2 separate regions of the Mus musculus genome follow, and region 2 is linked to region 1. Evidence: chromatin loops called from intact Hi-C (ENCODE). Cell type or tissue: left cerebral cortex. All regions are shown on one strand.

Evidence for each region. Hi-C counts contacts between places; a loop is a spot of excess contacts. Peaks named below come from ENCODE experiments on the same cell type or tissue, not always from the same donor. Only the 100,000 strongest peaks of a DNase experiment are listed, where the experiment ranks them.
Region 2: it touches region 1 in a loop (2.4-fold over the local background); 31 of 42 quality-filtered maps call a loop at or near these places.

What each region holds. Positions count from the first base shown.
Region 1 is chr1:59,619,336-59,627,335 of GRCm38, reverse strand. It overlaps Gm973 (predicted gene 973), which reads right to left. Exons shown (of 19, transcript NM_001357842.1): 12 at 2,159-2,249. It overlaps Gm33833 (a long non-coding RNA gene), which reads left to right and starts at 7,424. Exons shown (of 3, transcript XR_373431.3): 1 at 7,424-8,000. In left cerebral cortex, CTCF peaks have their summits at 52 (motif pointing left) and 3,803 (motif pointing right); a DNase peak (open chromatin) is centred at 3,812.
Region 2 is chr1:59,249,578-59,257,577 of GRCm38, reverse strand. It overlaps Cdk15 (cyclin-dependent kinase 15), which reads right to left and starts at 672. Exons shown (of 14, transcript NM_001033373.3): 1 at 480-672. The coding sequence starts at 605. In left cerebral cortex, no CTCF peak of the experiment used is centred here; DNase peaks (open chromatin) are centred at 663 and 3,911.

The DNA of each region.
Region 1 (8,000 bases):
TGCTCTTCCAAAGGTCCTGAGTTAATTCCCAGCAACCACATGGTGGCTCACAACCATCCGTAATGAGATCTGATGCCCTCTTCTGGTGCATCTGAAGACAGCTACAGTGTACTTGGATATAATAATAAATAAATCTTAAAAAAAAAAAAGAAAGAAAGGCCCACAGAGCAGACTGTTGAGATATTTGTCATACGCAGGCAACCTGTTCCTGCATAAGGGAGATGGTGGTCTTCTCATTGGTGGGTTCCTTAAAGTAAGCCCTAAAACATAGACAGTTGGCAAAATAATTTGCTTCTTTTCATTGCATGTTTACACCTTTGAGAGCTTGTTTGGAGGTTTTAGTAGGGAAATTCAAGTGAAACTCCTGGATGCCTTTGACCAAAGAAAAACAGGCTCTCCTCTATTGGGTAAAAGTTGTCCTCGGAGCCGGGCATAGTGGCGCACGCCTTTAATCCCAGCACTCGGGAGGCAGAGGCAGGCGGATTTCTGAGTTCGAGGCCAGCCTGGTCTACAAAGTGAGCTCCAGGACAGCCAGGGCTAAACAGAGAACCCCTGTCTCGAAAAAACAAAAACAAAACAAAACAAAAAAACAACAAACAAACAAACAAAAAAAGTTGTTCTCAGTAGTGGGGCTGGCAGCTCTGTGAGGGATAGACATGGAACAGTGAAGGAGGAAGGGGACACCCACCTAGCCAGCCAGATCAACTGAATCAACCCTGGAAATCAATGAATAGGGGAACATGGCGCAATCAGATCATTCTATGCCTTTAATTAACAACAGAACCACACAACTGAAATGTCCTCTATCAAAGGCTTGGCTGGAAAAAAAAAGTGGCCTTTCAGAAAGATGATCTTGGAAATATGCAGTTGTCCCAATCATTCCTTTGGCATCCCTGAGTTTCATTCTTAATTGGATTCAGCCACTACAAGGTCATGTGTGCCTTCTCTTGTGTGTCCCAGTTGTCATTGCTACCACTGACCAATGCCTGTGGGTTGCAAGGACAGCGGCAGTGATACTGTGCCTGCTGGGTGCTGGGTCTAGTCTTTCTTTTTCTTCCAATGTATTTATTGCAGTGTGCTATCCCAGGGGTTTTACTGTGGAAACTTAAAAAAAATATTTGTTGAATGAGGTATGGAATTTCCTGTAAATACATGAGTCTTTAAATCATTCAGTGTCACTCTATAAAAACCCACAGAAGTCTGGGTTAGAATTTGGTGCTAGGAAAACTTCTACTTTCCCCAAGGAACAAGTAGGCTGCAATGAGCACCACAGTCCTGACTACATTGCTGTTTTTCTCTTTTTCACTTAGGAATCTGTGTTAAATCTGAATTTTAATCACAATAACTGTAATGAAATTTGTGTAGTGCTATATCTGTTTTATTGTCCTCTTGATTAAAAAAAAGAATTGTTTGATTATTTTATTGGTTTGGCTAGGGGGAGGGGAGCTGTAATAACCTGTTTAAAATATGTTGAGGGAAAAGGGATAGAAAATTAAAACAAACAAACAGACAAACAACTCCTTTAATAGGCTACCTCCATCATCAAGGCTCTCTTCTCCTTTTGCTTCTGTTTCTGTCCAAAACCTTTTGATCTAAGAGAGTCTTTAGATTGTTGGTTTCAAGTCAACCCTGGCTCATGGAATCCACAATAGGATCTAGTTCCAGCTGGCGGCAAAGAAGTCTACAGCAAAGGCCACAACCAAAGGAGACTGAGGACAAAGGACCGTGCCAGGCTGCCTGGGCTGCAGGCCAGCAAGTTCGCAGTAAGCTCATAGGGAAGGTGTGCCTGTGTAGGCAGGGATGAGAAGACGCCAAGGTGGTGTCCGGCCAACTTTATTCTATCCAGAGTTAATGAAATTGTCCACAGTGGTTGTCCAAAGCCTTCCAGAGTCTCAGTAAACCTCAGGTGCATGGACACACAAAAAAGCTGCTTCTAGATGGTTAACATTTACCCCCCACCCTTCTACTCTAACCTAAGCTGGGGGATGTGGTTTGAAACAGCTCAATCATCAATGTGCAATCTACCTAGGGGCCTCTTTCCTTTAAACCCAACTGCCAGCATGTTATCTCGTGAAACAAAACAAAAGCCAAACAAACAAAAGCCCGAAGGCACATGGATGAAAAGGAGAGTCCAAGTCACTGTACGTTGCACACTTACATGCTCTTTAAGGTGTCAGCCTCAGAGGGCTGGTTGTACTCAGCCAGGGAAGTACTGAGGCAGGCAAGGGTCTTGTTCCTTAGTTCTGGGTCTGTGAAAACAGAGAATCCTCCATCAGCAAATGGCCCAGGCAGTTTTACCAGAAGGAAATCAGGCGAGGGGAAATGTCTATGCTAAAGCTGTACACAATGCAGATGAGAGTAACAAACCCACGTGGGGACCAAAGATGGCCTGTGGTAGGTGACATTAAACTCACTAAGGTATCCTCTAGGAAAGAGACAGTATGTGTCTAGAACCAGAAAACTATTTTAGCCTTTAAACAGGACTCTCTCCTGGCTATGTAGCAGATGGAAACAATCCGAAAAGACAAGGCAACCTTTTTGTTTGTTTGTTTGTTTGTTTGTTTTTTCCGAGACAGGGTTTCTCTGTGTAGCCCTGGTTGTCCTGGAACTCACTCTGTAGACCAGGCTGGCCTCGAGCTCAGAAATTCGCCTGCCTCCGCCTCCCAAGTGCTGGGATTAAAAGTGTGTGCCACCATACCAGGCCCGACAAGTCAACTTTTAAATATTTATTTATTTATTTATTTATTTATTTATTACACTGTAGCTGTCCTCAGACACTCCAGAAGAGGGAGTCAGATCTTGTTATGGGTGGTTGTGAGCCACCATGTGGTTGCTGGGATTTGAACTCCTGACCTTCGGAAGAGCAGTCGGGTGCTCTTACCCACTGAGCCATCTCACCAGCCCCTTAACTTTTATAAAAATGTACTTATTTTATTTGTTGGCAATGAAAAATTAGAGACAGTTTAACAGACTTGGGAAGTGACTTATACATGAGTGTGGTACTTAAATTTATAGGTAAGGGCTAGGAACAACTCACAGGTAGAATGTCTTTCTCGCTGTATTCAAACCTTGATACTACTCAGGAGATTAATAAATAGGAAAGAAAAGAAAGATAAATACTGAAAGTGTAGAAAGTATTTATGGTATAACAATAAAAAAATATAGACTATAGAAAAGTAGAAAAGTGATAGAATTCATTAAAACCTAGAGAAGGATTGCTTCGCATACCAGGCCGGCCAGAGTGAACATTCACACCCATCTCAAAAATCAAACAACAATCACAAAAAAACTAGATGGCTAAGGATTGGAAGAGAAAATAGACAAAAGAATATTATGTTAGATTAGAAGATTTAAGTATGTTTAAATTGTTTCCTTAAAAGCCCAGTGTGGTTATAACACTAAAAGCAAACTGCTTTAAACAGTGTTCAGTTTGATAGTGCTCCCCGACCCCCAGGGTTCCTTTGTAACTGGGCTCCCGTTGGCCATTCTCGCACACTGAGGTAATACTCTCACACACATCACCTCCAGCCTTTGGAGTGGGGAGAGTCTATAAGTGTCCAATGTAACTGAGAAATGTACCTGAGAGTTTCTTTTGCTTTCTATATGGGATATTATTGGGTAGTAGGAGATGATTATAGTACCTAAGGTATCTCCATGACAAGGGGACCTCTGTGAGAATTTCTTTATTGAACATGGCTGCCTGGGAGTAGGGAAGGAGAGGGGATGGGGCATGACACATTCTCATTGAAGGCATGCTCTGCCTTGTACTATTTTTCTGAGCTTGGGTACAGAGCACATGATGACCACCAGAGGGCGCAATTGTACCATCCAGAAGTGGAGGCTTACACTGGTGTTACTCCACCCTGTATGATCAGAACTGATCTGTGTGAGCTAGAGAAGGGGGTTTCTTTCCCTTAGGAAAATAACTTGGTATTTAGGCATTGAATTTTGACATCTATAAAATAAACGATGCAGGGTGTAGAACAAAAACCTTGTATACTCATTACCCATGGACTTTCTATTTAGTCGTGTAAGATTTGAATAGTCTCACATATTTGATTCACATTTTTCCAATAATGAAATGAAGCATTTATTTATGAAGAATCATGGCTTTATGGAAGAAAAGAAAGAGACATATGGAAGAGCCAGTGGTATTACGCATCAAGAGAGCAAGCTAGGGAAGCTGAATTTGATTTATAACAACTTGCTCTCGAAGCCATTAACCCACTGAGGGAACTACACTAAGCTTTCACAAGAGAGGTGTCCCTGTGATCGAATTACCTTTGATTTGGTCTCACTATGTAGCCCAGGCTTGCCTGGAACTCAGTCTTCCTGTTTCAGCTTTCCAACTGTGGGATTGAAGATGTGTGTCAGCTCATCTGATGGGACTTTTATGATTGCTTCAAATTGATAGATTAATTTATGGATCATTGTCTTGTCTTGTCTTGTCTTGCCTTTGCTTGCTTGCTTGCTTTCTTTCTTTCTCTTTCTCCCTCCCTCCCTTCCTCCCTTCTTCCCTCCTTCCTTCCCTTCCTCTCTCTCTCCCTCCATCTCTTCCTTCCTTCCAGAAAGAACCTTGCAGCTAGGCTGTGGTGCACACCTTTAATCCCAGCACTCAGAGACAGAGGCAGGCAGATCTCTGTGAGTTCAATACCAGCCTGGTCTACAGATGGAGTTCCCGTAGAACTCCCTGTCTCGGGGGAAAAAAAAAACCAAAAAAACCCCAAAATAGATAAAATAAATAAATAAATAAAAATAGTAAAAGAAAGAAAGAAAGAAGCTTGCTAGGTCCCCCAGGCTGGTCCTAAATGCCACTGCACCCTTTTTAGAATTGTCATCTTTATGGTAACAGCTCTTCCTATCTGTGCTTGCTATATCCAGGGTTATATAGAAGATTATATTTATTCATGTCTATTTTTATTTATTAAAATGAAATCATTTTTCATGTATTATCTTAAAATTATATTTTCCATATATATGTCCACAAGTTAATAATTAGCAATGATTATCTCTGAAAACTAGATCTCTGTGGGGGCTGCAGGGAACCAGCTCATTGAAAACTGATCCATAAATGGAAAGATTGATCAACTGTCCTGCCTCCTTATGTAAACTATACCACTGGCTAAGGGGAATATTCCTCTTTGTTGGCATCTCCCAACTAGTAAATGAGGAAGCACTGATAGAATTCCATCTGGCATTATTTTCGCCAGCCCCAGGACTGATGGATCTATAACTACTGGCATCAAAAAGAGACAAGTGAACATTCTGTGTCCTGAGAGACACAGAACTGGCCTTGCCAAACGGAAGAATGAAACCTGAATCTGATTAAGTCTCTAGACTCAAGGACTGAGTAACAGGAAATAGAAAAGCCATGAAACACAAGAACCCACAACAGGAGGACACAGCAGAATCAACACCATGGGAAACAGGACCAAGTGACCCAATTTTCTGAGCATAAACTAAAAGACGAAATAAACTAAAGTTAGGAATAAATAAACTAAAATTAGAAAGTAGAGTGGAATCTATAATTTAAATGACACATAGATCATATTAACTAATTATAATTAACTCAAAATTTACAACCGTAAAACAAGTAAGAACTTGAAAACTATGAAAACATCGTCAGTATACTTAAGAATTCTTTGGATTTTTAGGTGCCATAATGTCTTAGTTATGTTTCTACTGCTGTGATGAAACATCATGATAAAAGCAACTTGGGGAGAAAGGGTTTACATATCCTGAGTCACAGTCTATTGGGGGAAGCCCAGGTAAGAACTCAAATAGAGCAGGAACCTGCAGGCAGGAGCTGATGCCGAGGCCATGGAAGGGTGCTTCTTACTGTCTTGATCCCCATGGCTTGCTCAGCCTGCTTCCTTATAGAACCCAGGACCACAAGCCCAGGGATGACCCCACCCACAATGGGCTGGGCCCTCTCCCATTAATCACCAATTAAGAAAATGCCCTGTAGGCTTACCTGTAGTTGGACTTTATGGAGGCATTTTCTGTTGAGAGTTGGTCTGGTGCTGTGTCTACAAATGCTAAATTCTGAACCCCAAGATCTGGTTGCCACTGGTGAGCAGATTCTCACATACGTTTGTTGTATAAACCTTGCTCCCCAATTTAAAGCTATTGGTTAAATAAAAGGGACTACAGATAATTACTGGGGAGAATAGAGGTACTTTGGTTACTACTGGGCTGAGGGTCTCAAGTAAGGACCACGAGGAGAGAGGAGGAGGAAGGAGAAAGAGAATGGAGGAGAAGGAGAAAGAAAGACAGAGAAAATGAGGTCTCCATTAGGTGAGATGGACCAGGAACACATGGCCAAACTCTATGTCCCTTGATGGCGCAGAAATAACCTAGGCAAGACTCAAACAGCAAGTACTTAGGGAGCATGGCTGGGGAGTTAGCAGTCTGTGTATAGACAATAGATTGGGTGTAATTGTGCTAAGGTGGCCGGGTCATATTAATAATGAATATTTATTAAATAGCATTTAAAAGTGCCATTTACATCCCCCTTTCTGGTGACTACAGCTTGTGTCAAGTTAATATGAAACTAGACAAGAAAAATGACCTCACAGTTACGTCAAGAGTCCTTTCTTGTTTTGTTTTGTTTTGTTTTTCTAGAACTGTGTGGGTTAAATGGGTTAAATGATATAAGCCTGGAATTGATTTAAAAGTGATAAGAAAGAGAGGATGGAGTTGGTGTTATATGGAGAATGTTGGCCAATGAGAGTGTTGTTTCTCCAAGCTATTCTCTAATGGGGGCATGACTCTCTGTACTGTCCTGGTGCCTTTGTATACACTTAGGGTTTTCCATAATAATGGTTAATTTTAAATTCAACTTATGCTTATTATCTTGTCAGCTCTATGTCAACTTGACATGAGCTGTAGTTATCTAAAAGAAGGGAACCTCAATTGAGAAAATACCTCCATAAGATCTGGCTGTAAAGCCTTTTCTTGGTTAGTGATCAGGGGAAGGGGCTCAGCCCATTGTGGGTGGAGCCATTCCTGGGCTAGTGGTCCTGGGTTCTATAAGAAAGCAGACTGAGCAAGTCATGTGAACCAAGCCAGTAAGCAGCACCCCTCCATGGCCTCTGCATCAGCTCCTGCCTCCAGGTTCCTGCCCTGTTTGAGCTCCTGTCCTGACTTTCTTCCATGATGAACAACAATATGGAAGTGGGAGCCCAATAAACCCTTTCCTTCCCAACTTGCTTTTTGGTCATGGTGTTTTGTTGCAGCAACAGAAACCCTGTCACCCACCCTGGGGACACACATCTGAAATCCCAGATCTTGGGAAGCAGAGTCGGGAGGCAAGGTCATCTTCCTCTATATAGTGAGTTCCAAACTGTCCTGGGCAACATGAGTCCCTGTTTCAAAGAAACAAAGCAAAACAAAAACAAAGAAAAGGAAAAGTACTTCATTTACATTTGGTGTCTTGAAAGGCTATCCAACTGATTTTACAAATCTGTGTATAGTAATCAGTCTATTTGTTTTTAATGTCTTGTCTGTTATGATTTGGGTAGTAAATGCCTCTCACGAGTTATGTGCTAAAAAAGGTATTTGCCACGAGCCTGTGCTGATAGTGGAAGGTAGTAATACCTTTAGAATTTGAGCCTAGGGGAAGAAAGGTTATGGGGTGTAGATATTGAGACTCCTGTTCCTTCTTTTTTTTCTCTACTTCCCACTCCGCCCCATGCTCTCTGCCATGATGTTCTGCTTTCTACAGCCCAAAGCAAGAGGCGTGTGACCAGGGATTGAACCCCCTGCAACTGAAACCAACTAAAGCTTCCATTCTTATCTCTGACACAAATCCGACGAACATCAGTACAGTCCTATGTGATAACATCATCTGGAATACTGAGAATCATCTACTCCTTCCGGTCCACTCACCACCACCTCTTTCGGGTCGCTCATCATCTCCTACTTCCGGTCAGTTCACCATCTCCACTTCCGGCCCTCTCAGCATCCCCTACTTCCGGTCCGCTTACCATCTCCTCCTC
Region 2 (8,000 bases), 370 kb after region 1:
GTTTAACCCAGTCTCCTTAAGGGTGTCTCCCAATTTCTTCATTTAACTCAGTTTCCTCCGTACCTGCCCACCTTCCTTGGTACTTAATGTAATGCCTTAGAATAATTTAGTAAGATACTGCTAATAATCACGAGCTAATTACTGAAACTGAGAATCCACAGCGGACCTACCGGTATGGCAGCTTGCCCTCTACAGTTCAGCCCTGCAATTTAGTGGCTCAGAGACGTCCAGAGAAGAACCACTTTCTCTATTTCAAGTCAAAAGCGGCCAAACCCAAGGCTTATTCCCCTCTTCTGGTTTACAAGTACATCCCCAAACTTGATAACTACAACCATAAATCCTCTGTGACTTTAATAGAATTTTCTTTTTATGAGTTTAGACCTACCGCAGAGGAATAAGACTCTGTTACAAAAGGGAGTGTCTGTCTGAATTGCTTGGTTTACTAATAAAGAAAGATGCTCCTCCCGGGATACGAGTACCTCGAATACAGCAGGCTCGGTGCTTCCAGGCTGGCTTCTCTGACAGCTGTGCGCCTCCCCTCCCTCCGAACGGTGGTAGCAACTGCATCCTGGCTGTAGCCTCTTTGCACACAGCTCTTGACCCATACTAGCCCAGGTTCAAGGAGAAAACCCGCCCTTGAACCTCTTCCCACCCGCCTCTTCTCATTTGCTCCCCCTCTGCCAGAGGTCAGCAGAGAGGAGCTTCTCTGTGACTCACACGAGGGCTCTGCCTGGAGCAGTCTCATGACTTCAGCAGTTTTAGCTCATCAGTGCAAAGAATGCATCAGAACCGCAGCAGCTAGCGCTCATGTGTGCACACTCAAAAACAAGGAGGCTCTGCCCGAGAGAATACAACTGGGCACACTGGAGTAAGCTCTCTCTCACTCCAGCCACAAGTCAGTTCTGTGGATACACTCGCTTTCCCAGAATGTGCATAACCCTAGTGTTTATTGGCCTACCCTGGGGCTAAAGTGGTCATGCTGAGGGGTGTTCTATCCCTTGCTTTCATCTGAAAGCCTCTTGGGTTTCAAACTTGTTTTTCTTTTGAGGCAGTCTCTCCCAGCAGCCCAGCTAGTTTCCAAGTGGAGGTAATCCTCCTGCCTCAGCTTCTCCAGTCCCGGGATTGCAGATGAGAGCCATCTGACTCAGATTGGTTTTTCCAACATTAAAATGAGTTTGCAAACTAGCCAACTTTTAGAGTCAAAGGAACCACAGAACGGTGGTATGGAAAGAGAGCTGAGGATTCTGACTCCTTCTCTGCCTCCAAACGAAAGTCAATCTCAGTCTGACAGGGCAAAGCTATTCCTTCAAACACTAGTGATTACCTGTGTTGCTAATACTCTACAAATAGTGGAGAGTCAGGGTGGAGAGCGGAGTTTGAGCTGGGTATGATGGACCCAAGACCTCTGGAAGAGCAGACAGTGCTCTTAACTGTTGAGCCATCTCCCCAACCCCCAGTGGCACACTTGTAATCTCAGTACTTTGGAGACTGAAACAGCAGGGTGATGAGTTCAAGACTAGTCTGGACTACATAATGAGATTCTTTTCAAATTTCAAATAAAGAGGAAACAGAAACTGTGTGAGAGTGTGGTGTGTGTGAGTGTGGTGTGTGTGAGAGTTTGGTATATGTGTGAGTGTTTGTGTGAGAGTTTGTGAGAGTGTGGTGTGTGTGAGAGTGTGATGTGTGTGTACATGCACATATCTCCTCATTCCCCCATTCCTCCCTTCCTTTCATATCAGTATAATTAATGTTTAGTGTCTATAAATACTATATTAGTACTTGGCATTTCTAGGAATCTAATCTGGATCAAACTGCTTTGTAGTCTGTGATTGTAGATAGAACTCTTTTTCTATGAGAGGTGCATAATATTATTTCCATCATAATATGTCAATCACAATAACATACACAACAATATGAGAAAGGGGGCTATGTGTTATCACAACAGTACCCTGGATAGTTAACTTCTGAACTTTCCTCCGTTAAATCTTTACTTTTATGTGATCTAATTGTAGTGGTTTGAATAGAAATGGCCCCCATAGACTCATACATTTGAATGTTTGGCCCATAGGCAGTGAAGGCATTAGGAGGTGTGGCTTTGTTGGAGTAGGTGTGCCTTTGTTGGAGGAAGTGTTTCATTGTAAAAGTGGTCTTTGAAGTCTCATATGCTCAAGCTAGCCCCAGTAGTCTCCTGCTGCCTGTGGATCAAAATGTAGAACTCTCAGCTCTTTCTCCTGCACCATATCTGCCTGCACATCACCACCATGCTTCTTGCCTTGATGCTAATGGACTGACCCTCTGAAACTGTAAGCCAGCCCCAGCTAAGTGTTTTCCTTTATAAGAGTTGCGATGGTCACGGTGTTTCTTCACAGCCATGGAAACCCTAAGACATTAACCTTGAGCATATATTTTAAGTTTTATTTCAAAATAGCTACAAGCAAGCAAGCAAGGTATAGGGTCCATGCCTTCATTGTCAGCACTTGGGAAACAAGCAAGACGATTGCCATGAGTTAGAGGTCAGTCTGGGTTCCAGAGTCAAAACAAAGACAAAAAGAGAAACAATTTGCTACATACGATCTAAGGCAAGTCCATTCAAGGATTTACTAAATAAAGTTTGAGACACTTAGAGAGAGAAAGTAAGAGACCAATGATGCACAATGGATAGGGACTAGGCATAAAATCAGTTACACCTCAAAAGCAGCTAAACTTTTGACTGACATACAACTGAGAGAGAAGTTCTTTCTCATCATAATAATTTTTCACGTATTCATTGTAATAAAATTTGTCAGGAACGCTCATTCAGATCTGGTGAGCTGGTCCATTGGGTAGATGACTCTGCACCAAAACTGCTGACCTGACTTTCCATATTGGAACCTAAAGGTGGGAAGAGGGAACCGACTAACTTTGGCAAGTTGTCCTCTGAGGGCCATGTGCACACCATGACATATGCAACTTGTTGATTCTTTCCTCAAAGATGATGGTGGATTTTGTCATAGACAAATTACATCCTAGCTGGATGTGGTGACAGAGACCTATGTATCATCTGGGCATTTAGGAACGTGAGACAGAAGGATCCTGAGTCTGAGGCCAGGCTGCACTACATATTAAGACCTTACTAAAAAAAACGAAAGAAAGAAATATAAGCTAAGTTCTGCTTTAAGATAATTTCATAAATTTTAGATTAGGGTGTGGGAAGGGGTGGAAGAGTATTTCATTCTGTAGCCCAGGCTAGACTGGAACTCACTAGGTAGCCCTCAGAAGTCTGGCACTTGTGGCAAGCCTCTGGCTTCAGCCTCCCAATTGCCAGAAGTACAGGTGACACACCAAACCAAATAAGTTTTAAAAATTCAAAATGGCCAGCATTTGTGTAAGCTGAAGGAATTGTGTAGTTAACTCACAAACATGCTTGAATAGAGGATTATTTTAGTTAATTAACTTCTCTTTGTATATATGTGTATGTGTGTGTGTGTGTGTGTGTGTGTGTGTGTGTAGATGGTTTATTTCTGAAGGATTAAATTGTTGTTTACCAACTAGAGAGGACATCTGAAGGGAAACTGTAAAATATCCTTCAGAATTTTCAAAATTTAATAATTCATGGTTTGCTGAAGGTCAAGGAAAAACACTGGGTGACTCTTTACGATTTTTTTTTTTAAGCTCTGTGTCCAAAACAATCATTTTTGTTACAAAGATTTCTGAATAAGGACAGAGATGGAGATGATTTCCTTGCAAACAGCATCTTAGCAGTTTATACTTCAGATCAAGGAGGCTGTACCTTCCGCAGCCTGGTGGGCATCCTAGGCCCTGGCCGCCTGGGGCATGCACACTGTTGCTACTGTCCCCTGCAGAGAAGAGCCGCCCGAACGAAGCTCGTGGAACTGAGAGGTCCCTGTGCTTGCTACCCACTTAAATGGACACACACGGACTGTAGCTCGATTCAGATTGCAGCAAGATCCCTCAGGCCAGCTCAGCATGGCTCACTCCTAACTGCATCGTTTCCCTCCCCCCCCCCCCCCCCCCGTATCCCCCACTTCATTCTTTACTCCCCACCCGCCCTCTTTCTCTCCTCCACCCCCACTCCCGCTCCCCCACCCCGCCTTCCCTGGGCTTGCATTTACCGCTCCTCCTCTCTCTTTTCAGTCTCTTTCCAGAGAAGCTGGGTTAAAACAAATGGTTCGTTCATTCATTCTTTTACTTATTTATCTATCTATCGATTTGATGGTTTGAGGAAGTCTCACGTGTAGCCAAGAATACGGATGAATTCCTGATCTTCCTGCCTCCACCTCTGAGTACTAGGATTGCAGGTGTGTGCATCACAGCCACTCTGCCCCCCCCCCTTTTTTTTAACTTAGCAATAAAATTATAGGCTATTGATAATTTCAGTTTAGTTTTTCCTATCATATTTTGGCGGTCCGTTTTCCGTTCTCAAATGTTGTGAATTCAAACTACTGTGTTTGAGAGTTTGCATATTTCACCCGTTTCCTCGAGAGAAATAAAATTTTTATTTATTTTTTAATTTTTATTAAATTTAGTACTTTGGGGAAGGGGAATAATATTGGCTTACAGACAGTTCCAATAGGCTCCTCCCAACAGCTACCCAGCAACAGCTTTCGTCATCACCAGGTGGCCAGCCAGGTTAAAAGCCAGGTGTGGCAGCACATAAGAAGACTACTCACTGGGCACTGCCGGTCCCCCCCCCCCCCCCAGGAGAAGGAGACCGGGGACTAGAAAAGGATTGTGGGAGGGGGTACCGAGAGGGGGGCAGTGAGCGGGATGTAAAGTGAATTAAAAAAAAAAAAAAAAAAAAAAAAAGACTGCTCACTACCCCAGCCCCCTCCCTCCTCTTCTTCGAATCTCTGTTTCTATGTGTTGCTAGTTGGTCTCTCTTTCTCTCTTCCTGTTTTTGTCTCCCCTCTCCCTCCCCCATTCTCTGCCTCTAGCCCTTTTCCAGGTCCCTGCTGGATCTTCCCCCACAATAGATCTTTTTTATATTAGGTCTGTCACATGGCATGGTTTCTCAGGGGAACATCTTGGCAGGGGCCTGCCAGGTAGTCCTGTACTCCCACCACATTATATCACAATATTTCATAACAAATAACATCTAATAATTTTTCTTTAATATGTGGGTGATCTCAGATGTTCCACAGTACTAACATGAAAAATACAATCAGAAATATTGAAAACAAGCCCTAGTACCCACATAATGGAATGCTAATACTTAGGTACAAATAGAATGCTATTTTAATGACAGAGTGGTGATCAAGATACACGATGAAGTGAAGAAACAAAACCATAACAATGCCTGTAGTGTCTTACTCTTGTCATAAAAGAATGAGACAAAAACTCCGAGGTAGTAGCTCATGCATGCAACCCCAGCACTGGGACAGCTGAGGCAGGAGGATTGTCATAAGATTGGCGACAGCCTGCATAAATAGTTAGACCTTGGGTGTGTGTGTGGGGTGACATAAAGTAGCTGGTGGTGCAATTTTGTAACACACAAGATGGCTGAGGCAGGAGGATTTCCAGCTTAAGGCCAACTTGAATTACATATTCAGACTCCCTTCCTTCCTTCCTTCCTTCCTTCCTTCCTTCCTTCCTTCCTTCCTTCCTTCCTTCCTTCCTTCTTTCTTTCTTTTGCTTCTTTGTTTCTTTCTTTAAAAAATTATGTATTTATTTTATGCATATGAGTACAATGTAGCTGTACAGATGGTTGTAAGCCTTCATGTGGTTGTTGGGAATTGAATTTTAGGACTTGTGCTCGCTCTGGTTAGCCCCACTTCTTCTGGTCAACTCTGCCTGCTCAGTCCCTGTTCACTCTGGCCCAAAGATTTATTTATTATTATACACAAGTACACTGTAGCTGTCTTCAGATGAGCTAGAAAAGGGCGTCAAACCAGGCGTGGTGGTGCACACCTTTAATCCCAGCACTTGGGAGGCAGAGGCAGGCAGATTTCTGAGTATGAGGCCAGCCTGTTCTACAAAGTGAGTTCCAGGACAGCCAGGTCTACACAGAGAAACCCTGTCTCCAAGAAAAAAAAGAAAGAAAGAAAGAAAGAGAGAGAGAGAGAGAGAGAGAGAGAGAGAGAGAGAGAGAGAGAGAAAGGAAAAGAAAAGAAAGAAAAGAAAAGAAAAGAAAAGAAAAGAAAAGAAAAGAAAAGAAAAGAAAAGGGCATCAGATCTCATTACAGATGGTTGTGAGCCACCATGTGGTTGCTGGGTTTTGAACTCAGGACCTTTGGAAGAGCAGTCAGTGCTCTTACCACTGAGCCATCTTGCTAGCCCTCAGACCCTGTTTCAAAGAGAACCACAAAACGAATCAACAACAACTTAAAAACAAACAAACAAACAAACAAACAAACCAGAATGCCCTGAATTAAAAAAAATTCTTAAAATCATTCACACAGAATCTATACATATCAATCTATATATCTATTAATCATCTATCAACTATCACCTATCATCTCTATCATCTAACATCTATTTATTTGTGTATCATCTAACATCTATCTATCTGTCTATCTGCCCATCTGTCTGTCTATCTATCATCTCTATCATCTAACACCTGTCAGTTCATCCATCTGTCTGTCTGTCTGTCATCTATCTCCCTGCCCATTTCTCACCAGAATAGGTAGGTTTTCAATAAAATTACAACAGGCATCATTGTTGTGACAGCTCGTGTTGTCATTGTTGGGAAGATGCTTGGTTCCAAGCTCCATGACTTCATAGAAACTGGTCCTCAGAGCATTAGGCTGTCCTAGAACTCCAGCCGATACTCCTGTCTCAGCTTCCTAAGATCCTCTGCCTTCTTACTGTCACTTTCCTCTTCCACTTTGACAGGAGACTTGGATTAAATACGTAACAAGTTCCTCATTATCGGACCCAAGTCTGCTGGATTCATACTTCTGTTGTTTATATAAAAAGCACAACCTTCCGAGAGTGGGAGGGAGCTGAGACAAGTTCTTGCTATATCATCCTGGCTGCTCAGAGCTCACTGTATGCTCAAGTCTGGCTTCTAACTTCTAGTGACCTCTTGTCTCAGCCTCCTGGTTGCTGGGATCACAGGTCTGTGCCACCATTCTCAGTATTTGAATCATTTAGAAAGTCAGTCACACTGAAAACTGAGTTTGACCCCTGAGCCCCACATAGTGAGAAGAGAAAAAGGTCTCCTAAAATTTGCCCTCCAGCTTCCATGAAAGTCAGTTCGTGTCCCACTCCCAGCCCTTCCCATACACACAAAATACAAATGTAATTTAAAAAAGTCAAAACTGGACATGGTGGTGAAAACCTATAATTCCAGCACTTGGGAGATGAAGGCAGGCAGATCTCTGTGAGAGTCCCTTACTGCCTTAGACAGTGGTCCTGTATAACTGCAATGTTATACAAGCCAAGCCATCTCTCACAGCAACACCTTGTAAACAGACTTCCCTGCCTGGGAAGTGATTTTTAGGCCATTGCTTTCCAGTCCTTTTAGCACGTGGACTTACACACAGCATCACTTAGCACTCCTGGGCATCCCAAAATGGTTGAGTCTTGATCCACTACACGTACAATATTGTTTTAGAGGTGAGGTCCTTAGTGTGGGAAAAGCCAGAATAGGAGGCAGGAACCTATTATCAGAGCAAGGAACATGGAATATATTTTTCCTACATAGCCTGTGCATGCTAAGTAAGGGTCTATCCCTAAACTATATTTCTAGCCCTTGAGAAAATAGAGTTGAAAGCTATAAAACGAAACATAGAAATTGGATATTTGACATTTCTGTGCAAACAATGTCCAATACTTCAGGAATCCTGAATTGGAGAACACAGCCATTTCCCTCACGTACGCTTTTAAACACCACCAGTTGCTATCTTACTCTGTATGCAGGACAGTGGAATAAAAGACATTGTGGGAACTGATAACACTACAGTAACTTCACAATGAAAATTAAGCATAAGTAAACAGTACATCAATATTCAACAATAATAATAATAATATAAAACATGAAGCACACGTGCAAGCAAAGG